Regions from separate parts of the Mus musculus genome. Here all the other regions are linked to region 1. Evidence: chromatin loops called from intact Hi-C (ENCODE). Cell type or tissue: heart. All regions are shown on one strand. Region 1 overlaps Jak2 (Janus kinase 2). Region 2 holds the start of 9930021J03Rik (RIKEN cDNA 9930021J03 gene). Region 3 has its middle 21 kb from the start of A930007I19Rik. Region 4 overlaps Gm35922 (a long non-coding RNA gene). Region 5 has its middle 3.7 kb from the start of Gm9895. Region 6 holds the start of Rcl1 (RNA terminal phosphate cyclase-like 1). Region 7 overlaps Rcl1 (RNA terminal phosphate cyclase-like 1).

What was found. Hi-C counts contacts between places; a loop is a spot of excess contacts. Peaks named below come from ENCODE experiments on the same cell type or tissue, not always from the same donor. Only the 100,000 strongest peaks of a DNase experiment are listed, where the experiment ranks them.
Region 2: a loop joins it to region 1, with 7 times the contacts of the local background. A loop is called at or near these places in 2 of 42 quality-filtered maps.
Region 3: a loop joins it to region 1, with 2.1 times the contacts of the local background. A loop is called at or near these places in 2 of 42 quality-filtered maps.
Region 4: it touches region 1 in a loop (11-fold over the local background); 10 of 42 quality-filtered maps call a loop at or near these places.
Region 5: a loop joins it to region 1, with 7 times the contacts of the local background. A loop is called at or near these places in 32 of 42 quality-filtered maps.
Region 6: it touches region 1 in a loop (3-fold over the local background); 15 of 42 quality-filtered maps call a loop at or near these places.
Region 7: it touches region 1 in a loop (2.1-fold over the local background); 12 of 42 quality-filtered maps call a loop at or near these places.

The regions. Positions count from the first base shown.
Region 1 is chr19:29,252,309-29,256,308 of GRCm38, forward strand. Jak2 (Janus kinase 2) reads left to right here. Exons shown (of 25, transcript NM_008413.4): 2 at 129-211. Among named protein-coding and RNA genes, the nearest start is that of Jak2, 2.5 kb to the left of the region's middle. In heart, a CTCF peak has its summit at 1,680 (motif pointing left); DNase peaks (open chromatin) are centred at 133 and 1,643; H3K4me3 peaks cover 2,074 bases; H3K27ac peaks cover 2,007 bases.
Region 2 is chr19:29,803,835-29,807,834 of GRCm38, forward strand. It overlaps 9930021J03Rik (RIKEN cDNA 9930021J03 gene), which reads right to left and starts at 2,175. Exons shown (of 8, transcript NM_172836.3): 1 at 1,448-2,175. The coding sequence starts at 2,040. In heart, a CTCF peak has its summit at 1,701; DNase peaks (open chromatin) are centred at 1,377, 2,027 and 2,767; H3K4me3 peaks cover 3,279 bases; H3K27ac peaks cover 2,301 bases.
Region 3 is chr19:29,499,431-29,503,430 of GRCm38, forward strand. No RefSeq gene overlaps it. Among named protein-coding and RNA genes, the nearest start is that of A930007I19Rik, 21 kb to the right of the region's middle. In heart, a CTCF peak has its summit at 2,269 (motif pointing left); DNase peaks (open chromatin) are centred at 1,801 and 2,281; H3K4me3 peaks cover 616 bases; H3K27ac peaks cover 776 bases.
Region 4 is chr19:28,774,925-28,778,924 of GRCm38, forward strand. The region is part of intron 2 of Gm35922 (a long non-coding RNA gene); the gene reads left to right. Among named protein-coding and RNA genes, the nearest start is that of Gm35922, 17 kb to the left of the region's middle. In heart, a CTCF peak has its summit at 2,074; no DNase peak of the experiment used is centred here; H3K27ac peaks cover 379 bases.
Region 5 is chr19:29,061,632-29,065,631 of GRCm38, forward strand. No RefSeq gene overlaps it. Among named protein-coding and RNA genes, the nearest start is that of Gm9895, 3.7 kb to the right of the region's middle. In heart, no CTCF peak of the experiment used is centred here; DNase peaks (open chromatin) are centred at 2,410 and 2,980; H3K4me3 peaks cover 1,151 bases; H3K27ac peaks cover 2,124 bases.
Region 6 is chr19:29,098,775-29,102,774 of GRCm38, forward strand. Rcl1 (RNA terminal phosphate cyclase-like 1) reads left to right here and starts at 2,601. Exons shown (of 9, transcript NM_021525.2): 1 at 2,601-2,866. The coding sequence starts at 2,731. In heart, no CTCF peak of the experiment used is centred here; a DNase peak (open chromatin) is centred at 2,477; H3K4me3 peaks cover 2,498 bases; H3K27ac peaks cover 2,236 bases.
Region 7 is chr19:29,138,670-29,142,669 of GRCm38, forward strand. All of the region lies in intron 8 of Rcl1 (RNA terminal phosphate cyclase-like 1), which reads left to right. Among named protein-coding and RNA genes, the nearest start is that of Mir101b, 5.4 kb to the left of the region's middle. In heart, a CTCF peak has its summit at 1,575 (motif pointing right); no DNase peak of the experiment used is centred here.

The sequences.
Region 1 (4,000 bases):
ACCCGACCCCCCCTCTTTCTTATTCTTCTGTACATTTTTCTAGTCATCTAAACAGCGCAGAAAAAAAAAAAGAGAGCATCTATTGGCCCTGGGTTTTTGAGTTAGTGACTTGCTGCTTCTGTTTTTAGGTTCCTGAAGCAGGCGACGGGAACAAGATGTGAACTGTTTTCCCTCCCCAGAAGAAGAGGCCCTTTTTTTCCCTCCCGCGAAGGTGGGTGTTAGCGCTCGGGGCTGCCTGGGTGCTGCAGTTAAAGACAAGGGTGTCTGAGATCTGCGAGCCAGTGCCTGCTAAGAAGGCTGGATGCTTGTGTACAACGGCAGGACTAATTGTTGCTTACTGCGAAAATGGCAGTGTTGAACTTTTCCTGTTGCTGTGGGAGAGTAATTGGGTGGTATTTATTGTGTCTCTTGGATCCTTAAAGAAGCGGTCTTTGTTGGTTTTACAGTGTGGTCTTGCAGAGGAAAACAATAAGTCGTCTCTTTCTCCCCCTTTCTCCCCAGTCTTAATTTTCAAGGAATTGAAATAACCTGTTGAGGGAACAAATTGGTTGTTTTTGCTGGGTTTCTGCTGCCACATTGAATGCTTCCTGTATTCACCTGCTTGCTTTGTTGGTTGATTGCTTTCCGGTGGTTACTAGTCTATCAGGGGAAACTCCTTTTCCCTGAATGAAAGGACCGAGCCGCTGAGTGTGTCACAGAGAGGAGGAGAAATGCGGAGAAGGGAAACAGAAGTGGGAATAAAGAAGCCGGAGGTTGCTTTTGGTTTCATAATAGGTTTGTATGAGTGAGTTGTTGGCTTACTGCAAATATTCTCATATAGTTCCCAGCGGATTTGAAAATGAATCATCAATTTCTGGTCCTCTTTCTCTATATCCTTTACCTGTTTACTGTTTACGGTTCCAGCTATTAAGATCATTTGGTTGTATGTGAGCTGGCTTGAGTGTGGGACGTCTGCAGACTGGATGTGCCCAGGACTTATCCTGAGAGTACTGAGCGGTGCTACAGGCATGAGCATTTACCTGTACAGGAGAGCTGCAGTGTGTGGAGGCTAGATAAGCACTTATGTTTATTTTGGCTTTTGTGGAGTATTGTGGAACTTGCTCTGTAGACCAGGCTAGCCTCCAACTCAGAGATTTCCCCTGCCTCTGCCTTCCAAATGCTGGGATTAAAACCACCACCCACCGGGCTTCATTTGTTTCTTTTAGTGTCTTTTCCTTTGTAATTTGAAGGTGTCTTGAGTAAGGTGTCTTGAGTGTGAAAAGTAAACATATTTTTTTTTCTCTACTTTACCCAGATAGGCTATTCTTGAAAGATGGGATCCCTTTCTGGCAAAATAGAGAAGACCATTGGCTTTGGAGTTAGATCTGAGCGTGCAGTCTTAAGTTAGGATAATGGTGTTCTTCCCATTTAACAGCAGTGTTAACTTAAAATTTACTTTCTCAGAACCTTGTGTGGGGGTCGATTGGATGCATGCAGAGCAGTAAATGGTTTGGTCGCTTCTGAACGTCTTAGCTTCTCAGAGCTGGGCAGGCAAAGGAGGTTCCTAGCTGGCCCGTGCGTAGCTGGTCAGTCCCTGGTGCGGCTTCCATAGAGCATAGAGAAACTGCATGCTAGTGTATCTACAGCCTCTGTATGGAAGGGTTTGATGCCTAAGCCCCGTGGTGCTGCCCCCTGGTGGTTAAGATGCGCAAAGACTTGTCCTTTGCTCCTCCCCCATTACACTGTTTTTCCTTTTTAGGCTCCCTCGCTTAGTTCTTAGTTTCCCAAACTGTGTCAGGTGTTAGAGCACCAGGGAAGGCTGGCTCTCACCACTTAACCTGAGGTAGTTTCAGAGGTAGGAAGTTCCATCCGTTCCTATGGGGGTGTGTGTCTTTGTAAAGCTGTATCTTCAGAGTTTACTGTATGAAAAGCTGCTATTTAGTGTATGACAGTGTGGAACAAGAAATGACAATGTGGCAGTGCTTAGGATGATACCAAGGGGCTGAGGAATTGTCAGAATCAGAGCAGCACCAGACCCCCCAAGAGTATTAATGCTAAGTTGTTTGACCCAACAAGGAGTATTTCCTTGGTTTAAAAATAATAAATAAATTGCTAACTTTCAGGATTCCTCAAGTGGAGATAGTCTGGGAACATTTTCATTTGGTTGCAGCTGGCTTTTCTGATAACAGTTTTCAATGCAAAGCCTTAGTTCATAATGGCATAATGTCCTGCTTCTAATAATGCCTGTATGACGTCTGCTAGGTTCTTCTAAGAATGCCTGCATGCTGTCTGTGAGGTTCATTCACATTGTAATTACTCCTCTTGTGTACCTGCCTCTCTGGACACTTCATAGTTTTTATTTTCTTCTGCACAGGGCTCTTACCACTACATTTTTTGATAATCTTTTTGTCCCAAATGAAAACTGATATTTTATACTACTGCTGTAATTTGGATCTTGAATGTCCCTGAAAGGCTTTTGTGCCAGAGCTTTTGTTGTCTGAGATACTAAGATGCCAACTTCTCTTCTGCTTCCCTGCTGCCATGGCAACCAGGCCTTTCTTATTTTAATAATACTTTGCTGGCTAGAAAGACAGTGTTGAGCCCTCTACATTTCCCCACCATTTCATAGAGCAGGAATAGTTTATCTGAGTTGTAAAGGCCCCTAGACAAGACACTGCTTCAATGTCCGTGCTCAATCGCTCTGTTTGTATTTCCTGGGTCGCCATAGGAGAGACTTGACAGCATTACTTAAGAGCCTCCTTTCCCACTGTTCAATCGCATTTTTCCTCACTCCAGGCTAAGTCCTTTCTGACAGTTGCCCCAAAGCCTTATTAGGCCTTTACTTGACTTCCTCAAGGAAGACTTTGGGTGGGTTCGCATCTCTTTCCAGCTACTACAGAACGGTCCCTTTATCCAGTGGGTCTTAGAATTACATACAGGATTTACTGAAATATATATTGTTGCATTCTGTCTCCAGAGTTTGTGTTTCAGTAAGTCCGGAGTGGAACCTGTACATTTGCATTTCTTACTTGTTTTCCAAGGACCACCACACTGTGAAAATCACTGATTTAAATTGGTTGGCAAAGATTTTTTTTTTTCTGTTAAAGAACATAGTTTTTAAGCGGTGTTGGCAAGATTGTCTCTTTTGCTAGTCTATAGTGGAACCTTTGTAGCACAGAAGTAGTCATAGGCAGTGCATAAGTAAATGGCACGCTGTGTTTCAATGAAGGCTTATTTATGAGAACAGCCAACTGGCTGAGTTTGGCACATGAACTAGAATACGAAAGTTCCCAGTTCTCACATGATTCCACCATCTCTGTGAGTTACTGATGCACCTTTTATTTCGAGCAAACCTTATTAAAAGAGCCATGTTTGTCCTTTAAAAAAAATCTTTCTTAAAATTTATTTTCTTGAGCAAGCCACACATTTAATGTTTTATTACTCAAAAGTATTTTTGTATATGTGTTACTTTGTGAAACAGAGAAGGGCTTGTTGGATTAGAAGCGGCATGTGTTCCTGATTGCAACACACACACTCTGCCAAGTTAGTGTAGAAACACGAAGTGCTTTTTATATCTCTACTACAATGTTTTCAGGTGGCCTGATTCTAGCTAACTGGGGACATGGGACTACTCATAGTCTGATCATTTACAAACTTTTAATTTTCCGCTGGGACTTGTATGTTCCAGGACATACACTCTTGTTTTCCATATCCCTGTCCCTGCCAATAGTACTGTGCTTTTTGTTGTCTAAATCCTCATTCCCCATTCTTTACTCTGTGTGTGTGTGTGTGTGTGTGTGTGTGTGTGTATGTGTGTATGTGTGTATGTGGAAGAATTCGGGTGCCTGGGAAGGCCACGAGAGGGCATCAGATCCCTTGATGCTTACAGGCAGTCATGGGGTGGCACCAGACAGGGCCAGGGCGGGTGGAATCCGGAAGAGTAGGAAGCTCTTCCACTCTGGAACCATGTCTCCTCAAACTCTTTTTCTTGTCAAAGTCTAGTCCATGCTGTAAGTGTGCA
Region 2 (4,000 bases), 550 kb after region 1:
GAAGCCAAAGACAAATGAATAACAGATTTTACACATTTCATACAATGCCCAAGTCCAGATCTGAGATAATATTCATTTTATTACACTACTGTGCTTAATACATTGAGTTACATGACCTATATTATTGACTTTGTTAAAAAAAACCTCATTTAGTCCTCACAGCAACCTTTTTAGTAGGGAATATTTTATAGACCCTATTTTATAGACAAGCAAACAGGTCAAAAAGTCAATCAGTCAAGCTCAGCCCGGTAATAAAACTCAAACCCCCATTCCAGGAGCTGGAAAGATGACTTAGCACTTAACAGCCCTTGGTGCCCAATCAGGAGGACTTGAGTTCAGATCCTATTACCATGGAACCAACCTGTAACCCCTGCTCCAAAGGAGATGAAGACTGGAGGCTGGCTGGGGCTTGCTAGCTTCCAGTCTCTTAAAAAAATATGCAAATCTCACGTTTTCCCAAAGGAAAAAATGTAGAGTGTTGGCGGCCACCAGACACTTTCTTCTGATTTCCACTGCATGATCATGCCCCATCCCACACAGTGCACATACACTCTCTCATACACACAAAATTAAAAATCCTGGTAATTAATTAATCTACTTTAATTAACATTTCTAATATTTTAACTTTTCCATTACTGAAAAAGTTAAATTAACTGGGTTCATGTTCACTATATACTGATTATTGTATAAAACACCTTCAGTGTCCTATGTTAACTTATTTTCTCTTCTCTATTTCATTTAGTAATAAAAGGGGGGGAATCATATAGATGGTGTATACCGAAAGCCCTGTACAATTTGAATTATTTATAATTTCTAGTAGAATAAAAAATGTTTGAGGCTGGGTTCAAGAGTGCTTGTCTGGCATGCTTGAAACCCTCTGTTCTATCTAGCACTGGAAAAAGTCTCCGACAGGCCCACACCATGCAAGTCTAAACTTATGAAAGACGTTGTGTTGGTGCATTCATTTCTTGTCACTGAAAAAAAATTCAATTTCCTCATGAAACGGAAACATTTAATCACACTTAAATTCCAAATGGTTGAAACAGACAGTATGCTCGACTATCATTCCCTACGAGCAACATTATTTTTCTAAAGGTATCTCGCCCCACGTGCCGTTGTAAACTGTCTATAAGTGGCGGGTTCAACTTCCATCCTACAAAAAGGCTTTCGCCTTCTCCGGTAGGTCTTACGTCTTGAACCTTATCTACCTGTTATATCCGAGTTTGGGGTTCTTAGGACAGGGCTACCTTCTCGGCTTTGGCGTGGGTGCCCACCACACCCCTCCGGTCCCGCGCCCAGCGCGGCCGCTCCTCCTCCCGCGGTTCTAGCACCAACTCAGCACCTATCAGCGCCGCCCCCCAGGCCCTGGCCCAGCCCCTTCTCGGACACGTGTGTGGGTGTGTTTGTGTCGGTTTGTCAGTCCCACCGGGGACCCGAGCTCACTTACCGAGAGAGAAGCGCCAACTTCTGCTCCAGCAACATCTCCAGCTTCTGGCCCTGTTTGGAGATCCAGTGGTCGACACCGTGCAAGCGGTAGCAGGTCTCCAGCATCAACCTGAAGTCCGCCACAAACTCCGTGATGCCCCTGTACTGGCCGCTGGAGAACTTCTCCTCCATCTTCAACAGACACATGCCCTGGCTGGGCTGCTGCGGGGGGACGCGACTGCCCCGGCCCCCGCTGCGCCGCCCTTCGGCCACCTCTTCTTCCCCGGCGGCAACGCCCCCCAAGGGCTGCAGGAAAGGGGCGGTGAGGCCGCGGTGCTTCTCCTGCAGGAACTCGCCCAGGATGCGGTAGCCCTGCTGCAGCTCGTAGGTCAGCTCCTGCTCCTTGCAGCCACCGCCTGCGACCACCGTCGTCTCCGACGCCGCCGCTTCCTCCTCCTCGTCCACCGAGGAGGCACTCCTCCGGCGGACCAGCCCCGAGGCCCGGGCCGCCGCTGCCACCACCACCTCTTCCTCGTTCCCTTCTCCGGTCGGCGGTGGCGGCCGCTCCTCCTCCGCGGCCCGCTCCATCTCCCCCGGTGGCTCCGGCACGCTCATGCCCCCGGCAGGCCCAGGCTGGGTCGAGAGGAGCGGCCGCTCCGGGCACCGGGGGACGCGGGAGCGCGGGCCGCTTCCTCAGAGATCCGCGGCGCCGCGCAGCCCCTGCCGCATCGGGCCTTGCTCTCCTCCGTCGCCGGCCGGCCGGGGACCCGCGCGCGCGGGGGTCTCAGGCTCGCGCCCGAGGGGCGGGGTTACATGGCGCGCGGGGGAGGGGGGAGAGGAGAGCTAGGTGCCCTCCTCTCCCCTCCCCCCGGCGGCGCGCGGCCCGCGCCGGCTGCACGCTCCACACCCGGCCCGGCCCGCGGGGCCTCGGCGCCCCACCCCCTCCCGGGCCGACGGGGCGCTGGGAGGGGGCGAGGACTAAGAGGGCTCGGCTCCTTCCCGAGTGGGCCGCAGCCCCGGGCCGCCGCGGCTCCGGCTCCTCCTCTCCCTCACACCCCCTCCCGCCCCTGTCTACCTGCGGGGGGACCCGGGCAGGAGGAGGCGGCGCACGGACCGGGCCGGGCGACGACTGTCAGTTAGAAGCCCCGCTGGGCGGGAGGGGGCGAGGGGAGGGGAGGGGCGGGGAGGAAAGGGGGAGGGCACTCAGCCCCCCCGGCCGGGGAGAGCCGGGGAGAGAGGCGAAGAAAGAGCTGCCTCCGCCATGCCCGGCGCGCATGCGTAGTAGCACGGGATGGCCCCGCCCCGCTACGCGAAAGCCCTGGACTTGGCTCTCCCACAGGCTCGGAGGCCCAGGGTGTGGCGCGGACTAATGATGTCATCAATATGCGGACGTCTGTAAGGGGTGGGGTGGAGGGAGAAACAGAGCGCCTGCGCTGGCGCAGTCTGGAAGGTGAACCATAGACTGAAAGTTTCCTTTTGGTGAGACCCTTACTAGTTCTAAAAATTTTACTGTTAGTTTTCTCAAGGCAGTTACTAGATAACCTTTGTTAACACAAGTGAATAACGAGAGTGAACAAGATTCAATCCTCTCCGTTGTAAAATATTCTTTGTACCTCTCCTTCCTTGTGACTGGGTTTTGTTTTTTACAAAAAAAACAAAAAAAACCCCAGCGTTTAGAAAAGTTTAGAAAGAAAAATTAAGAGCTCCTCAAAAGAAGAGTGGTGGCCTGTAGAACTCTAGTTCTCGAAAGCGAGTCCTGTTTTCTATTGACTTTTAAAAACCGAAAAACACACGAGATCTTAAGTTCGGCTAAGAATTTAAGAGAATGCAATCTCACTAAAAAGTCTCCATATGTCTATTCTAAGCTGTACAGCTTGTCACTGGTGTGGCTTTAAAATCTCGCTACATATTTTTAAATGACTAAAATATGGACTCACTACATTAGTTTACTTGTTGCTTAAAATGACGGGGAAATTAATGAACCCCAAATAGATGTCACAGCTTTCTAATGCACATAATATTCAGACTTAAACTTGCTTGAAACTTGGAATGAAACATAAAACCAAAACTATAGAAATGCATCTTAAACATGATATTCATAACTAAATGGTTGAGATTATCTCACCTTCAAAATGGTTTGCGACTATAAACAAAGACTTTAACTACTAAAGGACTGATAACATTTAATAGTGTAAAACTTTCTTGTGGGGACTCAGTAAGTTAAATACCAGTTGTAAGTAAAATAGTGCAACAGGAATACAAGTTATTAAAGTACTTCACATATACACAGACTTATACACATGCATGTATTTATCTGGAATTTATAGTTTTCTCTCAGACATACCACGGTTCATGATGAAAAGGTGGGGCAGTTATACTTCAGCAACTGACAACTGTATGGCTAGCCTTTCCTTCATTTCCTCTGACAAAGCCCACAAATCTAAAGCCAACCAAACTCAAGAAAATGTCCTCTTTTAGCCACCAGACCCATTTCAAAACTTTACACAATAGCTTCCACTTTCTGAACCTTGTGCTACTAAGCACTTGGTAGTCATTATCTTCTTTGACTCTAACA
Region 3 (4,000 bases), 250 kb after region 1:
GGCTTCAAGTCATTCTATTGATAATCCTGTCCTGTGGATGAGAAAACACCGAACCTTGGGATAGTATAGCTGTGGCAGAAATCTAAACCCACCCCCCACAAAGCAAGAAAACCACTTTGAAATACCATGCTCATGATGCGCAACTAATCTGTGACTTGAAAAAAAATAGTTTTAGCTCATTTTCTTGGAAGAACAAAGAGGGAGATAGAGAAAGAGAGAAGAAGGATGAGGATGAGAAGAAGAGGAAGAGGAAGAAAAGGAAGAGAAGGGAAAGAAAACAAAACAAACAAACAAAGAAGTTTGTGTGGTAGAAATGGCTCCTAGGATAAGACACATGGCTCAGAGTGAACATTTTCATTTACTTAAAGTTTAATTACTCACCCACTCCATAATTCTAGGGCATCAGGCTCACACAGTAGCTTAAAAACGGAGGCATGTCTGGTCTTTGGCCTCTTCGCTGCTGTGCTGCTATCTGCTTGTCCTTCGATGTCTGATGGGACCCTTTTATCTTGGCAGAATTCTGAGACACTCTCAGGAGAGTCCTTCTTTTGTTCGCAGGCCTACATAAGGAATCTTGCTGCTGTGTTTGGGTCCACAGCACTCAGGGCCAGGCCCCCACAGGCTCTGTTCTCCTCCTGGAGGTCTCAACCTGTGTATGGAACTGTGACAAGTGAGACCAGTTCTCCGACTCTTACAGAATCCATTTCAAATCCGCTGCCCCTACCCTGACTTGCTCTGCACAGAATGCTTGCCTGCTCTTTCTCTTCTCAGGGACAGGCCACCTTTCTCCTCTTCCCCTCCAAAACCCCAGTCTTCCACTCTCTGTCCTTGCTTGCTTTTTCTGTCGCTGCGATAAATCAATCTAATCAATATTACTAAAGCAATTTGGAGAAAAGGCTGAGGCAGAAAGATCACCTGGGTTCATAGGTTCAAGACTAAACTGGACAACAGAGCCAGAACCTTTTTTTTTTTTAAAAGAGGAAAAGAAAGCTGGAGGAGAAGAAGAATGGGGGAGGGAGGAATGGTGGAAATAGACAGTATATGTTGTGGGGTAATATCCTGTAGAATATAGGTCACGGGTGTCAGCCTCCTACTTCTAATGATTGTGACATGGGCTTTGCCAAGAAGAAACCTGAGGCAATTTACTCAATCTGATATATTTCCTCAGACCAATAAAGGTCAGAGGACAAATGGCCTTTATACAATGTTATTCCTTATGACAACACTTATAATAGAAGCCACCTGAAAATAATCTACACTTCTACTGATAAGTAGCTGGTTAAAAGGTAATTGTATTCTTCTTAAGTCGAATACAATTCAGCCATAAATTGGCATAAGGAAGATCTCTGTGAACTGCTGTAGAGAGATCTTTAGGGTATTTTATGTGGAAATAAAATCATGGTGCAGGACTCAAGTATGCCATAGTTTGAGTAAATCGTTGAAAGGAGCATGTCTTTATCTATACGGTTGCATGTTTATAAGTATGGGAACCCAAAAGAGTCGGTTACTTAGAGAGAAGAACTGGGTGGATGTGGAACAGGGAAGTGAGAAAGGAGACAGAACCCCGGAGCATCCCGGCAGGAGATCCATGCCATATTCAAGAGGCATAACCACAGGATTCTTTCCAAGGGTGTGGACAGGGCTAAGAGCAAAAGACAGGGACATAGCGAGCAAGCTTCGGAGGAGAAGCGCTGCGGTCCGAGGTCCTGAGGAACAAGGGAGGCAGGGGAGGGAATTAGCGAACCGGCACTCAAAGAAAGCTTTTGTTGGTGAGAAAGAACAAGAAACCCAGCCACTGTGGCCTCACTCCTCCAGCTGAGAAGATAGTGGGCTAGAGGGTCCCACTCAACCCTCTCCTGACTGTGAATCGCTTATTAGTGCCTCCTAGTGGGCAAATTGCTGATGTCGCCGAACAGAAAGGGTTGTCTCAGCCTCCTTTCCGCTAAGCCCCTGGAGCTGACCCTGCAGCTGCAGCACTGTTCTGGAGGGCATACAGGGAACAGTCGCCATTGCTTTCTCTGTAGCTCTGAGGAGTTTCTCTGAGTTTAACCACACAAATATGAAACATATGAAAAGGAGACAACTTTCGTCCACACACAGTAATAGTAATAACAATAATGATAATCATTAAATATTAACAATTAATAATAACTAATATAATAATAAAATTTAAAACCCTCCAAATGAAGGGTTGGAGAAATAAGTTTCCAAGACCTTTCTCCCAGTCTAACTTGTCTCTGAAGCTCGTTTCACCAAGTCTCAGTCCACGGCGCCACCTAGCGTCCAGGAGGAGCTTCACATGCTAGCCCTACTGCCTCCAAGCCTCCTGGCAGGTAAGCGGTTTTCACTGTCAATCAGACTCAATTGGGAATGATCTTCCATAAAAGGGGGATATATTTTGAAACTTAAAATATTTGGAGTTTTTTTTTCTTTTAGAACAATAGTGGGAAATTATCTACATTCATTTTTAGATTGATTCATTATTATGATTTTTCTGGGAGAATATCTTTCAAACTGCTTCTAAGGTAAATACCGCCTGTGACACCCCCCACCCCTACCCCACTAAAGATTCTGTGAGCGGCTTCTGAGTTTGTCCCTCCCCACTTACGTGTTCTTAATACAGAGCATCTCAATCCTGGCTGCAAAACACTCACGCGGACAAGCTTCTGCCAGAGATGTCGTTCTCACTGATTTGTGGAGGGGCTGTTTAAAGCATTAATGGGCACAGCGACCAGGAGCCCTTGCTTGTGCTACTGAGGGCCCTGAGGTGAGGTACGCACCTGCGACTAGGAGGTGCAACTAGGCCCGTGTAAAGGATGTTCGAGCTCCGTGTTCCTGCTCCTGATTGCACACTTTGCACCCTGCCTCCTCTTCTGCCATCACAGGTCTACCCATATTCCAGGGCCTGACTCAGAGTTATCTCCTCTAAGACTTGCTCCATTCTCATTCCCAACGTTAGAGTCTCTGATAACTTTAACAATGACTTCTATAATTCTTTTTTTATAATAGAAAAAAAAAATTTTTTTTTTGTTTTTACATAGGGGCTCACTATGTAGCCCAAGCTAGCCTGAAAGTCATTCTTGCCTCAGATATCTTGAGTTCTGGGATTACAGAACCATTATCATAATGGTAATAATTACCATATAATATCATATAATATTAATGCTTATAATATATTATCTAGAATATATTATGCCAAGTTTAAACTATTCATTTTAACCTACCAATTTTTAGCAGTTAAAAGTATAATATTTATGTGAGATATAAATTAAACTCTTCAAAATAGGAAGTGTGACCAACATAAGGAAACAGCTTGAAAAATGGGGGGAAATCTTTGCCAGCTATAAATGTAAATCTAGAATACACAAAAACAGCAAAAATTAAACACCTCATAAGACTAATTGCAAATTAGTAAATGGGCTGATGAACTGAACAAGCAGTTCATGGAAAAAGGAAAATAGCCAAAAGATATTTTATTAATATATCGAGCTATATATTACAGAGATATAGAAATAAAAACAATATGGTACTGGCACAAAAACAGACATGTAGACTAATGGGGGGGAAAAAGACCCAAATACAATACAAACGCACATAATAACAGCCATCTCATATTCGGCCAAGATGCCAAAAATGCACACTGGAGAAAAAAAACAGCTCATTCAACAAAAAGTGTGGGAAGAACTGGATGTCCACACGTAGAAGAATGAAATTCGAGCCGTATTTATAAACCTGCACCAAAGGCAGGCTGCAACTCTAAATGGATTGAAGATCTTATTGTGGAGCCTGGAATGCCGAAACTGTTCAAAGAAAACATGGGCAGTGGCACCGCAGGCACAAGAAATGACTTTTGTTTTGTTTCCTTTGTTTTGTTTTGTTTTTCAAAAAACAGGGTTTCTCTGTGTAGCCTTGGCTATCCTGGAACTTCCTCTGTAGACCAGGTGGGCTTCAAACTCATAGAGATCCACCTGCCTCTGCCTCCCAACTGCTGTGTTTAAAG
Region 4 (4,000 bases), 480 kb before region 1:
GAAATAATGTATGATACATGTTGATGGATATGTGCATTCATGCATTGGCTGCATGGGTTGAATTGATGGGTTGAACCAAATGAAAATGGGTAGATGAGTGGGATTGAATGGATAGATATATATTGATTGGGTTGGATGTTTGGATGAGTTGGATGGATGGGTGTGAGTTCAGCACCATTCTCTGCCCATCATGTCGGAACCAGTAAATGCTCAACTAGGACTGGAGCATATTACAGCATTAATACCCCTCAGGACCGTGCATGAGCCTCCAAATGGCACATGTTCATTTGCCTTCTAGGAGATACATCTTGCCTTATTTTACTTGGTAGGACAGTTACCTCCCTCTTTCCCTCAGTTCCAGGACCACATTCTGTCTGTTTTGTATTGTTAGGGTCAGGCATCCACAGCTACATCCCCAAATCTCCAAATGCTTGTAGGATTTGGCTTTCTGCTAAATGCTAGCAGAAGGAAGAGACATTGTTTATTCCTCAGACTCTTTTGTAGCTGCTGGTATTTGTGGAAGCAGATATGGCCTTTCAGTGATCCAGCCTTCTGCACTAACTGTGGATCCTCATTGTTGCCAACACTGGCGAGGGTGACTGTGCTCAGCATTCCTAGTATTGGCTGGCCTAGGAACTGAATCGTATATTTTAATGATGGGTTTTCTTCCCTTTTAGTCTCTTGGTCCTTGAGGCTGACCACTACATCATACAGATACTGATCTCTGAATGCCACACAGTGTCACATTGCCATCTCCTCCTCTTGCTTCTCTAGTTCTCTTATTTGCTTTTCCTTCCAGGCCTCCTAAGTCCAAGATCTACGTTAAGTCCATAATTCTGAGCATGGTAGAGTCATTTCTGTTCTTCTGACAAAACCCTAACTGATAGATTTGGTAAAGGTGAGAGAAATATAATTATACAAGGTATCAAAAAACTCGGGTTTGAGAGCATTTCATTTGTTCTAGAAGTTAAATGGTTCTAAAATAGAGATTAAATGGGATAATTGTATCACTGTTAAGTAGTATATTACTAGTTTGGATCATAACTGCCCTCCAAAAAGCCCATGTGTTCAAGCCTCAATGGCCGCATCCATGGAAGCTGTAGACGTTTAGTATGTGAGGGGTAGTGGAAGGAGGAGAGTTCCCTGGGGCACATGCTCTTCAAGGATGCTATTTTTCCACTCTTTGCTTTCTGGACACCATGAGGTGACAAGTCTTTTGCACTGTATTATGATCCTGCTGTACTATGCCAAACTGCCACAAGCCCAGAGCGACATGGCTAAGTGCCCATGGACCTCTGAAATTGCATGTCAAAAATGTGTGCTTTCTCCTTGTGAACTGCTTATCTTAGGAATTTCTTCCAGTAGTGGAAATCTGAAGGTTGTACACAGTGGTGATTAGAATATTCCAGACAACCCAGAATAGTCCCTCATTTTTCTTGTCTTAGTATTATTGTTGTTTTCTTAATCTTTTGTGTGTTTCGAGACAGGGCTTTACTATATAGTCAAGGCTGGCTCCAAACTCACTAGAAAGCTAAAATTCCAAGTCCCAGGATTACAGGGCTGAGTGACCACACTCACTGCCCTGAGTTCTTTGATTTAGTATTGGGATGAGACAGCCAAAGAGTCCATGGGAGAGACTTGCAAGAAAAGTGAAACTTTGACCACATCTTCTTGTTGCTGTTTTAATTTTGCTTTTCACACAAACCTACAAGGATCTCTTTCTCATAGATTATTCTATGAGTTCCAAATGACCTATAATTCTATTGTTCCATGGTTTCCTTAGTATTTTATCAGGTTTATTATCCATCAAAGCCTTGCCTGGGTTGATCTGAGTGTTCGTTGGGATGCCCAGAGAAGTCGAGGTATCAGGACTCCATACCTCCTAATCTCCAGAGTCAAACTGCTGAAGTAAGGGAGTTAGCATTAATGCATTTTTTTTCTGTTGCATAGATGATTAAACCTCTCAAGATCAAGGCCCTTGTACCTCTGATGTAATTGCAATTGCATCTAACATGGCTTAAGCAGAAAAGCCAAGTCTATTCCTTTCCCAGTGTTCCGTGTGAGGGAAGATGCTCATGATGACCAGGTGGTGTCACTACCACCTAATTAATATATCCAGCTCCTTGGAAATCGTGTCCCACAACTGCGCTGGACTTCTCTTGAACTCTGATTCTATGCTTACACTTCCTGTTTGCCTCCCTTTCTCAAGTGCACAAACTTTGCCAAGAAAACCAGGGACTCTACACAGCTTGGGTTCTCTGAGAGCAAGCAGTGGTGTGTGTTCTGGTGGCCAGGCCTCACTGGAGAAACAAGACTAAAAGAGAGCAGAGGTCATCGCACTAGCTTCCTGGTGTTTGTATCCTAGTGACCAGGGAAGGATCCACTTAATGGACGAGTGAGAGAAGCTGGGTTCGACCTCTTTGTCTTCTTAAATCACCCTTTACAATCTTGCCAGTTTTCAGTAACATTTGAGTTGAATAAAGCTGAATTTTCTTTTTTATGTCTACCACTGCTATACCATTGTTATCCCTGGATAAGCAAATATCTAAGTTTACTATGAAGTTCTTATTTTTATTTGTTGGCTTAAATCTTTTTGTGTAATATATTTTTATCATATCCTTTCCCCTTCCCCTAACTCCTCCAAGATCCTCCATAGCCACCCAACTTCATGTTCTTTCTTTAAAAAGAAATCAGAACAAACAAAAACAAAATAAACAAAAGCAACACACACACACACACACACACACACACACACACACATAGAGTCCATTTTGTGTTGACCATCAGCTCCTCAGAATGTCATGGAGTGTAGCTGATATATCTATCATTGCTCCATTAGAAGAAACTGATTTTCCTGTTCCCAGTGGGTATTACAAACAGCTTCTTGGTTAGAGGTGGGACTTAGTGTCCACTTCCCCTTCTCCGTGTCAGGATTTTGTCTGTCTTGAATGTGTGCCAGGCTTAACGCATGCTGCCACAGTCTGTGTGAGTTCATGTGTGCATCAGCCCTCCTGTTGTGTCTGGAAGGCATCCACCATCTCTGGCTCTTGGATCCCTGAGCCTTGAAGGGAAGAGTTTGAGAAAGACATTCTATTTAGGGCTGGGTTGGCCAAAGTTTGTGGCCATTGTTCATGTATGGGTCTCAGAGTTAGTTCCTCTCTGCTACAGAGGAAGCTTTTCTGACTAGGGCTGAGAGATATGCTGACATATGGGTATAGCAATACATTATTAGGAGCCCTTTTCATGTTTGCTTTCCGTTTTCTGTTTGTTTGGTTTTTTGCTACGCTTCTTTATAAAAATAACAGTAATAGCTGTCTTCCTAGATCCCAAGACCTCTCTAGTCTCAGGTCATGAACGATTATGACTCATCTGGGTAACAAAGAACCTGTGCATCTGGCAGAAGTTATTGGATTATTACTTCTAGTTATTCACAGGCTTAGGATGCTATGTCCTCCGATAGAATTGTTCCTGTACAAGCTCAGACCTGGAAATAATATTTTACCCTTTGTGAATTCCAATCCTCTGGTTGCACTAAAAATCCACAGAAACGGTTGGAAGGAAATAGAATCTAGATTTACGAGCTTGAAAGAGACCTTTAAAGGCCCCTGTAGCTCTTCTCTGGTAACAGCCGACTTAATCTCCGTCTGAGCCCCTGTGTCCAGCAAGGCTGGTTTCCTGGATAATCCCCCCTTCTTTGTGTTAACTGCAGGATCATTCTGTGTCTAGAGTATAAACTGCAACAAATTGAGGTATTGGCTAGCAAACAAATCTCCAGTAATAGAAGTAGACTCCCTCCTTGCTCAAAACAAAGGTCTTTCTTTTTCTGTTGTCCCAGGGAGAACCTGGGTCCCCCCATCACACCTAGGTTATGCCTCCCCTGCATTTACATCCCTGAAAATCCATCTACCTCAGTAGGCCCTCCTTACGTTCGCAGGATGGCTGGAGGAGTTCTGGTCTGCTAATCATCGTTGCACTTACAGGGCATTAAGCTCGTTCCTTC
Region 5 (4,000 bases), 190 kb before region 1:
GCTTGGCCCAGGGCATGGCACTATTAGACAGTGTAGCCTTGTTGGAATAGGTGTATCACTGTGGGCAAAGGTTTAAGACCCTCATCGTAGCTTCCTGGAATCCGGTATTCTGCTAGCAGCCTTCAGATGAAGATGTAGAACTCTCAGCTCCTCCTGCACCATGCCTGCCTGGAGGCTGCCCTGCTCCCACCTTGATGACAATGGACTGAACCTCTGAACCTGTAGGCCAGCCCCAATTAAATGTTGTCCTTATTTAAGAGTTGCCTTGGTCATGGTGTCTGTTCACAGCAGTAAAATCCTAACTAGGACAGTGATCTATTTATGACCTATGAAAACAGGTAAGAAACATCCCTGTATACCTGTGTATACCATATATACTGAAACTGAAGAAGAACTAATGATCTTGGAGAGAGAAACTGTTGAGGACCAGGCACTGGGGAGATGTCTCTGAGCCTGACTGGGGGTGGGAGAACAGCAGATATACAACCAGAGGACCTGAGTTCAGATCCCTAGCACCCACTGAAAGAGCAGGTATGGCCACTGGCACCTGCAACCCCAGCACTGAGGAAGGGGGAATGAGGCGTGGAGACTGGTTGATCCTGGGGCCTGCTGTCCAGCCAGCCTAGTGAAAACCAGAGTTCCAGGTTCAGGTTCCTTTATCTTAAGGGAATAAGGCAGAGAGCAAATGAGGAAGTCACCTGTCCCCTGACCTCTCCCGGCTGGCCTGGCCTTTGTGCACTTATAAGGGCATCCTTACACACACACACACACACACACACACACACACACACACATAAACACACACACACACAAGCACACCCATCTACACATCCTCACATACACAAAGACTGTTACAGACCCGAGCAAAATATCTTTGAAAGCCATGCACTGCCCATCCCTGTGTCTGACCCAGGATGTATTCTTAACAGACCACCAGTTTCCACCAACCCAGAAGTTAGGATGTTAGCAGATCACATCTGGGACCTATAACAAAGGTTCCCTGCTTTGCTGTAGCCTGCCTAACTGTTGTCTCCACCAGTGTATTTGGTAACTGTCTTGACTTATGACTTTGTTCCATAATTAATACATCTCATGTGGCCCTTTGCAGTGGGATCTATCTTTCTGGTCTGCTTGGATCTGTGTTCCTGGGCTGTGGTCACCCACATTTGGCTCCAGAATAAACTATCCCATTTGAGGCAAGAACTGTGTTTTGTATCAACAGCAGAAGAACAGAGTGAGAAGTTTCTCCATGCCCCTTAGGGACAAAGAGTGGACATCCAGAAAAAGTCTGTTTTTGACTCCAAATAGCACCCACAGACATATATCTGTGGAGAAAGTTACACAGATATAAAAGGAATTCCAGGGGCTGGATCAGATCAGCTGTGGGCATGGTGTGATGTCATATAAAGAACGGGCTAGTCTGGGGCTCAGCAGGAAAGCCATGTTCATTCCCAGCAAAGCAAAACCAATACAAAACAAAAGGACTTAGAAGGCCAGGGGTCCGGCTCGGTGCATGAAGACGCTTGCTGACAGCAGTGATGACCTGGGTTCAACCCCCAGGACCCACGGGATAGAAGGATGCTGAGAAGGGGACCTATAGGACCTATACCTGTTTCTTATATTCAAAACCAAGTCAATCCAGGACATGAATGGGAGCCCAGGGCTCACCTGCAGCCATAGTTAAAAGCAGGGCAACAACATTCATATCATACTCACACCCCCATCTTACACTAGTAATCAAACCTAAGCCTTCAGTTGCCTACAACTGCTCTGGCTGTGGCTCCTCGTGCTACCTGCAGAAGTAGGGGAGTCCCAGGCCCCATTGCCTTTACAGATTTTTCGGCTTTTCTCTATATTTACTTTTTCCTCATGGATTTCCTGTTCCTCAGAATCACCTAGATGAGTCGTCTTTACCCTTCCTAATGTTGTGACCCTTTAATATAGTTCTTCATGCTGTGGTGATCTACGACCATATATATATATTTTTTGTGCTACTTTATAGCTGTAATTTTGCTACTATTATGAATGGCAATGTAAATATCTGTGTTTTCTGACGATTTTAGGCAACCCCTGTGAAATATCCCCAAAGGGGTCGCAACCCACAGGTTGAGAACTGCTGAGTCAGCCATTCTGTTTAAAAATACAGGTTCTCAGGACCTATTCTAGTCCATTAACTACAATCTTTTTAGAGGAGAGTCTAAAAGTCTGAACTTCATCTCAGGATGATTCCGGCTTGTGCCTAGTTTTAAGAAGTACGGCACTAGACAGGGCAGTGATGATATTCCTTTCACTGAGGACACAGCGCCTGGCACTTCACCAACACACCTGACTGCTTTCAGAATGAATAGGCGGAATGAGCTGCCCCGCCCCCACTCTACCCACGTGGCCGTGCCTGGCCAATGAACATTCAGTTGCTAAGATTCCACCTACCGGCAGGTGGCGCTGAGTCGACGTAAATGCCGTCCCAGGAAATGTTTTGCTGGAAATTCAAGCCTCAAAGGCAGCTCAATTGGATTATATTTTTACGTATTTACTTTGTCTGTAACTCTCACTTGTATGAGTAATTTGGTTTCTGATGGCGTGCTTTGAATGAGAGAAGCCAGGGAACGCAACCTGACAAGGCCTGGGAGGTAATGAAAGGACTGGATGGACACTCCTAATGGTCCTAGTTTTCATTCTCTATGAGCAAGCACTGTGTGTTATGAAATTACTCAAAGACACAAATGAGTCTGCCATTTCAGTAAGAGTGTAGCTAGCCTGTAATTTCTGTTAGTCATCTACTGTTTCCTTTATGGGTGTTTAATTGGACTAACCTTTTAAAACCATTTCCCTCACAAAGCTGTCTGAAGGGCTGTCTTGGCAGTCTTTTGAGACGTGGGAAGTCAGCCCACAGTTAAAGGCTGGGGCTCCGTAGCCAACGCCTCTTCCCCTTCCCCCAAAGGGCATCGGCGTGCAAGTGACTGATAGGGCTGGCCTGAACCAACAGCCAACTATCAGGCAAGACCATGGCCCCGGCTGAACTGGTTTCTTCTGCCAGCAGACCTTCAGCCAGGGGCCCTGAAGGAGGAACCATCCTGAGGTGCTTGCTGTCTTCCCAAGGCTCCAAGCCCAAAGCAGAGAGAATTGGGACTCGAAGGAGGAAGCAAGGAGTCTACAGCACAGACTCCTTGCACAAGAGGGCGTAATTCAAGGGAATCACACAGTTTAGGTCACACCATAGCATAGAGTTCCTGGGAAAGAAGAGAGGAGAGCAGGGAGGGGAGGGGTGGAAAGGGGAGGAGAGGGAGAGGGAGAAGGGAGGGGAGGGGAGGGGAGGGGAGGGGAGGGGAGGGGAGGGGAGGGAAAGGAGAATCTATTAAATTAAATGCTTTAAGGGCTCGGTGGTGGTGGTGCATGCCTTTAATCCCAGCCCTTGGGAAGCAGAGGCAAGTGGATCTCTGTGAGTTCAAGGCCATCCTGGTCTACAGAGTGAATTCCAGGACAGCCAAGACAACACAAAGAAACCTTGTCCCAAAAATAAACAAACAAACAAATACTGTGATGACTAATACCTTGTATGATAATTTTTTTAAAACAAATACTATAAAATAACAAAAGAACGGATACAATTTCTCATTTTCTTCCTTGAATAACCTGGTATACAGTTAGATAGGAGCCAAGCAAAACAGGCAACCAGAAGCCAGTGTGACCCAAACTGACTCGTAGGGGGGTGTCCTGTTTGGAGGTGTCTGGTATGAGCATAGGAGCCCAAGTGGCATGAAGACTGCATACAGATGTGTTTGAGTTAATGGGGGGCAGAGCTTCCCATTCCTGAAGAGCTAACATGCAACTCTAGGGAAAACTCTAGGGAAAGCTGCATGGGGTTGAGCTCAGAAGCATCAAGTCCACTGTGTGTGTGTGGAATAAATCTAGAGGAATGCCCGAGTCCTTACATGGTCATGTCCACATAGCCCCAGTTTTCTGCACTGGAAGGGAGGGAGATCAGCTGTGTTCTGGTTTC
Region 6 (4,000 bases), 150 kb before region 1:
AGGTGTGGTTTTTAAGAAGCTTTGTCTGTGTAGTAGGAAAAATTTATTTCTCCCAATGTCCTATGGCTTAGTCAAGTAGATTTTGGTCCTTATAAGTAGAGAAGTGTTACAGAAGCAATCACGGAGTGAGACACATTTCATTTACCATTTAGTTAGGCAGAAGGTCCTAGGAACAAATTAATAAATTGTACAGAATATAAACATAGGCGGCATTCTACAGAGCTGTGCTGTAAGCTTCTATTCACTTACAGTCCAACTTGTGAGCTATCTTGGTGTGAAGACAAAATAAGGTCCCATAGACAAGACTCTCAGTGTGGTACCTGCTGGCACTCACTCTGTAATATCATGCAAACATTTGTTGTGGGTTGCTAATTCGTTACTGCTCAGGGATGTGCAGTCGTAGCTATCTAAACTAAAACAGCAATGTCTGTACCACACTGAATGACTTTCAGTTACTTATTATTGTGTAACAAATCACCCAACCCCGTAGCTGGCACTAATTTGTGGCTATGCAATGTGGACAGGACTTGGTGAAACAGCTCATCTTTACCTCAGATGGCATTAGTGAAGGTGCTACCAAAGACCAGTCAGGGAGTCTAGGGGTGATGAGTGAAACTGTCTGCTGGCTTACTCGATACCCTGTCTGGCACTTGATTCTGGCTACTGGGCCAGTTAGCTCTCTTCTATGTGGCTTTTGCTGCATTCCAACTATGCTGAAGACGCTTCTCCCCTACCCCCGCATCCCCCAGAAGGTTTAGAAGTCTAAAAGAATAGCTTAGTAAATGGAGCTGTCATTGTGATTCTGCCATTTACTGTGTTGCTTACAACAAGCTCCCCCTCCCCCTTCTACATCTCAGTTCTCAGATTTTATAAGTCAGGACTTATTCTCAATTGCCCAGAAGACGCGGAGGCAAAAAATGAGAGTGGACATAATTTATTTGAGAGTTATTTCTAGCACGTATCAGAGAGAAGCTGGGAAGGGATACAGGGAAAGAAGCCAGGAGATGGTGCTTAACCAAGAGGATGCCACAGCCAGAAACTGGAGCTGAAAGGACACCCCAGAGTTACCTCCTGGATGTGCAAAGAGAGCCTGGGTATTTCCATGTCAGCCCAGGACAGTCATTGCCTGAAGACTAGGAGAATTGATACCTCAGTACTATTGGCCTGCAATTCCAGGTGGGTTTGAAAATCTAGAAGCAGAGGTGAGACGCTGATGGAATAAAACTCAGAAGGTCTCCATTGAAAGCAGTGAGCTCTGAACGGATGTGAGCATTCTTTATTGAATAATATCTTTTTTCTAAAGACTATTGAGTAATTAAACGAGATAGCATTAAAAAAGAAAATGAAAAATCCATTCCTGATGTGAAAGTACCCCTGGTGCTTTAGTATTCTTCACAACAACGTTTAGAGGAGAGCCTATGGGTCCTGGAGCTTTTCCAAAGAACGCTGCCTGTCAGATGCCGCTTAGCTGTGTAAAGGCAGTCTTAACAGAATGGCGTTGTGGTAAGTGGGTTAGCTGCCTCAGTGGATTTCAGGGCTGATCCGTAGACTCTTCTCTGATGGCCACTGATGCTCCTCGGGGTTTCCTTGGGACTCTCACTCGCTTAGGATGGCCCCCTTTTTTTTCTTTCTCCAGCTTCTACTCCATCCTTCACTGTGCTTTCTGGGACTTAAGGTCTGGGGTTACAGCCCGTGAATGGCTGGCTGTAAACCTAACACTAAGACCACTGCGTTCCTAAGTTGGTAGTCATTTGATTGTTTTTTTAATGGAGGCGTGAAACAGTACAATATTTAGAAAGGTTTTGTAGTGCAAGCTTGGATGACAGGACAGATGGAAAAGCAAGATCTCCACCCACCCATCCCCCGTGCATGCATGAGCATGTATGTCTTGAAGTTATTGCAACTGTCCATTTTGAGTCATGCGAGGTTACAGATATGTCTTGACACCAAACTCAAAGAATATGAACGAAGGGGCAGCTGAGAAAGGGACAAAGAGAGGCCCCTCATTACAAAATAAGCAGCGGTCTCTTGTCTAAAGGCTCGGGGTCCTAGTTCAGGCAGCCTCTGACAGCTTGGCAATTTCCCGGGAGTGAAAGATTGCAGGCTGCACCTCAGAGGATTTCGGCTCAGACCCAGACAAGGCGCCTACAACAGGGTAAGCGTGTCAATCCTGTTCTCTTCGGTGGCAGGAAAACGCGGGAGAGGCTAGCTAGCATCCTTGCCCGGGGCTGCCGTAGGTACGTTGCTAAGTACCACCAGCTGTGGGCACCCAGGCGGAGCCATTGCCTCCTTTATCGCATAGGCCGTGAAAGTCCGGCACAGACAGACAGACAGACCCCCAAGGCGTCTGGGCGCCGGGGTTTCCCCGCAGCACTAACTGGGTCCCTCCAGCCGCGCGCTGTTGCTGGGGCCCGGGCACCGCCCTCTTTCACTACCGGCCAATGGCAACGCGGCATGAGCACCGCCCAGCTACAGCGCAGACCAATGGCGACGCAGAGAGGGCAACACCCAGATCCCTCGTGGGCCAATGGTAGTGTGCCTCGGAGGCCGGGCCGCCCCAGCCAGGGGAGGAGGCGGGCGGGCGGCCGCTGGCTCCGCCCCGCTCCCCTCTGACCCGGTGTCTAGTCGCTCTGTCTTCCTGTTCTAAACCACGTGGACGCGTCGGGGGCTGCCTTGGTCCTGGTCGCGCTCCCGGGTCCCGGGTCCCGGGCCTCTGCGGACGGCGCGCACATGGCGACCCAGGCGCACTCACTCAGCTACGCGGGGTGTAACTTCTTGCGCCAGCGGCTGGTCCTGTCCACCCTGAGCGGGCGACCGGTCAAGATCCGCAGGATTCGCGCCAGGGACGACAACCCGGGCCTCCGAGGTGACTTGGGAGGGGGCGCGAGGAGGGAGGACCCGGGGTCGTAGCCCGGAGTGGCCACTGGGCGCGTGGGAGGGATGGTGGTCGGGCGACAGATCTGTCCGCGAGCTGCGCCACGCGTGGAAGGATGCCCTGTGGCTCCTGGGCACGGGTAGTAAACAGCTGCACGTTTTCCTGGCTAGCTTGTTGCTACGAATCGTAGGCATCGCCCACTCGCTTCCCTCTCTTGAGTCTCTTGCTTTCGCCATAAACCTCCCTGGAGAAAAACAAACAGTTTATTGGACCAACATCTAGTGATTGAGTGAGACATTAGAGAGAAAAGTACCACAGATTGGTTTCCCAATCTCATCCAAAGCAGGTCTCTGAAACCGCTGCCCCGCTTGGACACCAGTTTTTGTCGCCATTATTTATCTCCTCCCCCCCCCACCACACCCCCGCCCTATCTCTTCGGAAGTGTATTATAAAATTTTATTTTTAAACGATGCGCTTGTTTCTATTAGTCACCGATGTGCGCAGTAGCGAAGCTTTGTAATAGGGTTTTGTTTTGTTTTTCTTGAACCGGAGTCTCATGTTGCTCAGGTTGCCTTCAAACTATGTATGTAACTGAGGATGCCCTTCAAGTCCTGTTCCTTCTACCTCCCCACCTCCCGAGTGCTGGGATTACAGGTCTGCTCCTGAGCGCTCAACCAAGATAGTTTTTACGTCGTAGACGTAGTTGTCTTGGCTTAAGGAAAAGGAAGGCCAAACATTAAACTGCAGGCTTCAAAGGTCTTATTGATTTATCTGTCTCACAAAGGTAGATAGATAGGTTGAACCCATCATTTGAACCCGCGTCTTGTTAAATGGCTTTGGTTTGCAGCTGTTCCCCTAGAATTTAGGTGCGTGTTCAAAAGTGTCTCCAAGATCCCTTCTGATAAAGACAATTGAACCAATTAAAACCAAAAAGAGAAAAAAAAAAAAAACTATCAGTAGCCTGAAAGGGGGGGGGGGGTTGTAGTTCGTTCAGGAGACCTCCTGGGTCAGGCTGGTATGTTTATTTTTGCGAGGTTTTTTTTTTTTTTTTTCTTTTCTTACTAGAGGGCTAGATTATTTCATCATGTCTGAATTTTTTTTTAATAATTTCATTGCTACCACTGT
Region 7 (4,000 bases), 110 kb before region 1:
GTGATATTGCTTATGGAGAGTGGTTGGCTGTGTGCCAGCGGCACAGTCAACCAGTTCTGTTTCCTGTTGCCTTGAACCAAGTTTAATAACGTCATTCTTGGAGTAGAGTTGAAGTGTTGGCATCAGACACACCACTGGTCTCAAAAGCTGCCATGTAATGACTGCGGGGAACCAGGGAACCATGTGACGCGGTTTTTCCTTGCTCTCAGATCTTGTCTCTCGGCTTCTAGGACAACTCCTTAGACCTAACTTGTTGGCAACCCTAACCCTGTGTCCAGGTGACACAGAAACCTGGGTTGGTGAAACAGGAGGCAGGATTTTCTGTTCGTATCACCAGAAAGAGGCTGACCCATCACTGCTTCCCTCTTGTGCTTCCAAGGGCATTGGAGGGGCTGAGCCTGAGCCAGTCCAGGCCTGGCCATGGAGATTCTGTGGGCAGATGGTCCTTGCTTGTTGACAGTGACAGTGGGAACAACCAACCTTTGGAAGCACACAGGGACAATTATCTCAGCTTCCAGAAGTCTCTGAAACCTTGTCAGATAGAGTGGGGGCTTTCATAGCAAAGTCTTGTTCGTGTTAACAGTGAATCACTTTGTTCTAAAGGGAAAGATAGATAGATAGATAAGTAGACAGACAAAACAGTGCAGATCCAGTTGTCAAGTGAGAAACTAAGATCATTTACTCAGAAGTTGCATTAAACTCTAGTTGCCCCAAGAGGGTTATAAGAAAAGCTGCTCCTTGATTTTGGATCAGATACCCACCCAGCCCTTTTCTCTTTTTCAAGACAGGGTTTCTCTGTGTAGCTCTGGCTGTCCTGGAACTCCCTCTATAGACCAGGCTGGCCTTGAACTCAGATCTACTTGGGGCTGCCTCCCGAGTGCTGGGATTAAAGGTGTACACCACCACAGCCCAGCCAATTTCACTTTCTTAAGGAAGCTGTTTGGGTTTAAGATGGTAGGGAAAATGAGGCTGGAGGTGGAAGAAGGGCATTCTGAAATGCCCCTCAGACCCATCTTCTGCTGGCTTGCTCAGACAGCCCGAGAGGCCGGCAAAACACTGTGGAGAAAGTCAAACAACCTTTGCTTTTCCTAACTGTTCCAAAAGCTACAAGTTCCTCAATGCTGTACATAAACAGGCCTGCACCCTCGGTCTGCATCTCTTCCACCCTCCTCCAAGACACCAAGCAAGCTCAAGTTCCCAGGAGTTCTGCCAGCAGGAGAGGGCATCTGGCTTTTTTAGTCCAGTTGAATGATTCAGAGTGAAGTAGCTGAATGAGGCCCAGAGGGAAGCTTGCCTCAGGCCTGTGTTAGTCTACGCAGCAGTGAGGGAGACCGAGCTGTCCTCCCCTCAGCCTGCAGAGAAGTGGGGAGGAAGGTCCTGGTGTTTTCTTCTCCGAGGCTGCCAGTTAGAAACTTGGCTCACACGTGTGTGTGGCTTGTTTATCTGTGGGGTTTGTGTCTTTGTCTTCTTTTCCCTAAGACAAGATGGGGAAACAGATGGATAGATGGAGAGAGAAGAAAAAAGGAAAAAAGAGGGAAAGAATTCCCATGGTCAGTAAGACCAGAAAGCCAGCAGGGGGAGAGCTGACTTCCCCTAATTACCAAGATCGCTGAAGTCCTTTCTCAGTTACCCCCAACGCTTCAGTTCTTAGTGTCTCAATAGCAGGGAGAGAGTTTCATGTGTGCAGGCCATCATTGTTGAGATACTTGTGTGACTTACCCAGAGGGTCAGCACTGTGTAGCTGGCAGTCACTTATGTAGCCACTAAGCAGAGAACGCTGTAGAAACTCCATTAAGACAGCGAAGGATCAGATGGATGAGTGCTAGTGGCTAGGAAGGCTCTATGGAAGAATTTTAAATGGGCTTGCGTTGTAAAGATGAAGTCGTATGGTCTTACATGGAGGGTCAGCAAAGTATATCTCACCTGAGCTATGGTGCTTAGCAGTTGGTCCCTGTCTTGTGACATGCCTACAGCTCACACAGAGGGTGAGTTGATCTGCTATGATCTAGTCTCTTGGTATATTTCCCTCCTGTGAGTGGATCAAGCACAGAGGAGGCACATTCACCGCAGCAGGCTTCATCCTTAATTTCATCTGTAACTGACTAGGGTTGGGACCTGGGATTAGTACATTTTTTAAACTCACAGATGTGTAGAAATATAATTTATCCGGCCATACAGCTTACCCATTTACAGTGTTCAGTTTAATAGTCTTTAGTATACTCATAGAGTTGAATAACCACAGTCTAACTTTAGCACATTTTTATCACCCCGGAAAGAAACGCTGTGCCATTTGTGGTCGCTGCCCATTTGTCCCGCTGTCGTCCCAGCTCTGTCGCAGTAATAGAGAGCTCTTGTGACCGTTGTCTAGAAAACAACATAACCCTATGTAATGATATAGGTCCTTAGCAACCACTTCTTTCATTTAGCACAGTTTACAGCGCTTATCCTGTTGGAGCACATACAAGTGCTGATAACACCCCATGAATAGGACACGCCTTTTCTTTTGTCAGTCGGTGGACATTGGGGTGTTCTCCTTATGTGCTCTTATTGGGTGGTTCGCGCTTATGAACAGCACCGCTGCGAGTGTGTGTGTGTTTGTAGGTGGTTTTGCAGGTTGTGTGCTTTCACTGTCCCGGGGCATGCATTCTCCCTGGAGCACGCATCTCTGTGCTTGAGTTTGAAGGGCTGGTTGTTTTCTAGGCAGCCGTACTTTACATTCCTGTCATGGCGTGTGCAGTAGCTTACCCGCTGCTTCCCATCACACGTGTCACTGTGCCTTTCTTAGTGCCACCAGTTGAGCATGAAGTAGTTTCTTCCTGCAGACTTGCTTTTCATTTCCCTAATGGCAGACGAGATAGCCTCTTTCCATTGTACTTGGATCTCCTGCCTGTCTTTTTAGTTGTTTTCCTAAATTACTGTAGAGTTCTTGGTTCTCTCATTGCTCTGATTTTGGTGTTTCTGTTTTGGCAACCATTAAATTGTTCGTTGTCCGAACGTAATGGCGTTCACCCTATAGTTTCAGCGTTTACAAAGACCTTGGAAGAGCTGGAGCTGATTCCGTGTGCTGGGAAGGAGTCAAAAGCCTCCATTCTTTGCTTGTGAATAATTGGTCATTCCCATATCATTTGCCTGATTTATTCCTGATAAGGCTATTAACTTGGCCTTAAGTCTGTGGGTTTATTTCTTGACTCCCAGTTTTGTTCCACTGATGTGCCCGTCTAGAATCCGTATGATGAAAGTTCCTCAGGTGCTCTCTGTGTACTTTAGGCTTAGAACTATGTGGCTGGGGCGGGGAGGCTGGCCGGATCAGGACCAGTGTGCCACAGGTGTCTGTGTGATGCTTTATTGCAGATGAACACCAGGTTATTCACTTAGCAGTGTTCCTTCAGCTTGCTCCATAAGAGCCACGGGGGATGCTTGCTGATGGAAGATTTCTGGCCCCTATGCCCCGACAACATAGAATTCAGGAAAGAGGAGAGTGTGTGTTTACATAGGCTCTGTGATTCTAGGCATTTCTATGGGGATACTTCGTCTAACCCTTAGGAGCCTATGCGTTTAGTGAATGCTCCAGGTGAGCCCTGTGGCTTAACTGGGGTCACACTGAGTGTCCTAGGGCAGCGGTTCGAACCCCCTAAAGCTTCTTGACAGTGTGCCTGAAGAACCGCTGTCTCAGGAAGGGGAATGCCATGCTTTCTGTTGCAGGGAGTGGGAAGAAACAGCCTCATGAATCTTCACAGCGTTCGCTGTGAGCTCTTCTCTGGTACCTCAGTTAACACTTGTCTCCTGTTAAATATGCACACGGAAGCACATAAGCACACGTCTCCCCCTACTGCTAGGCAAGGGCGGGCTCTACCACCAAACCACAACTGCAGCTTCCCTCCTCCTTCTCTGTGGCTTCATTGAAAATTTAACAACTGTTCTTAAGAATCCTGAACTTTCTTCTGTAGTCTGTAGCAGCAGATGGAGATCTGCATGGGGAAGTTCCTGGTTTCATCTTTGC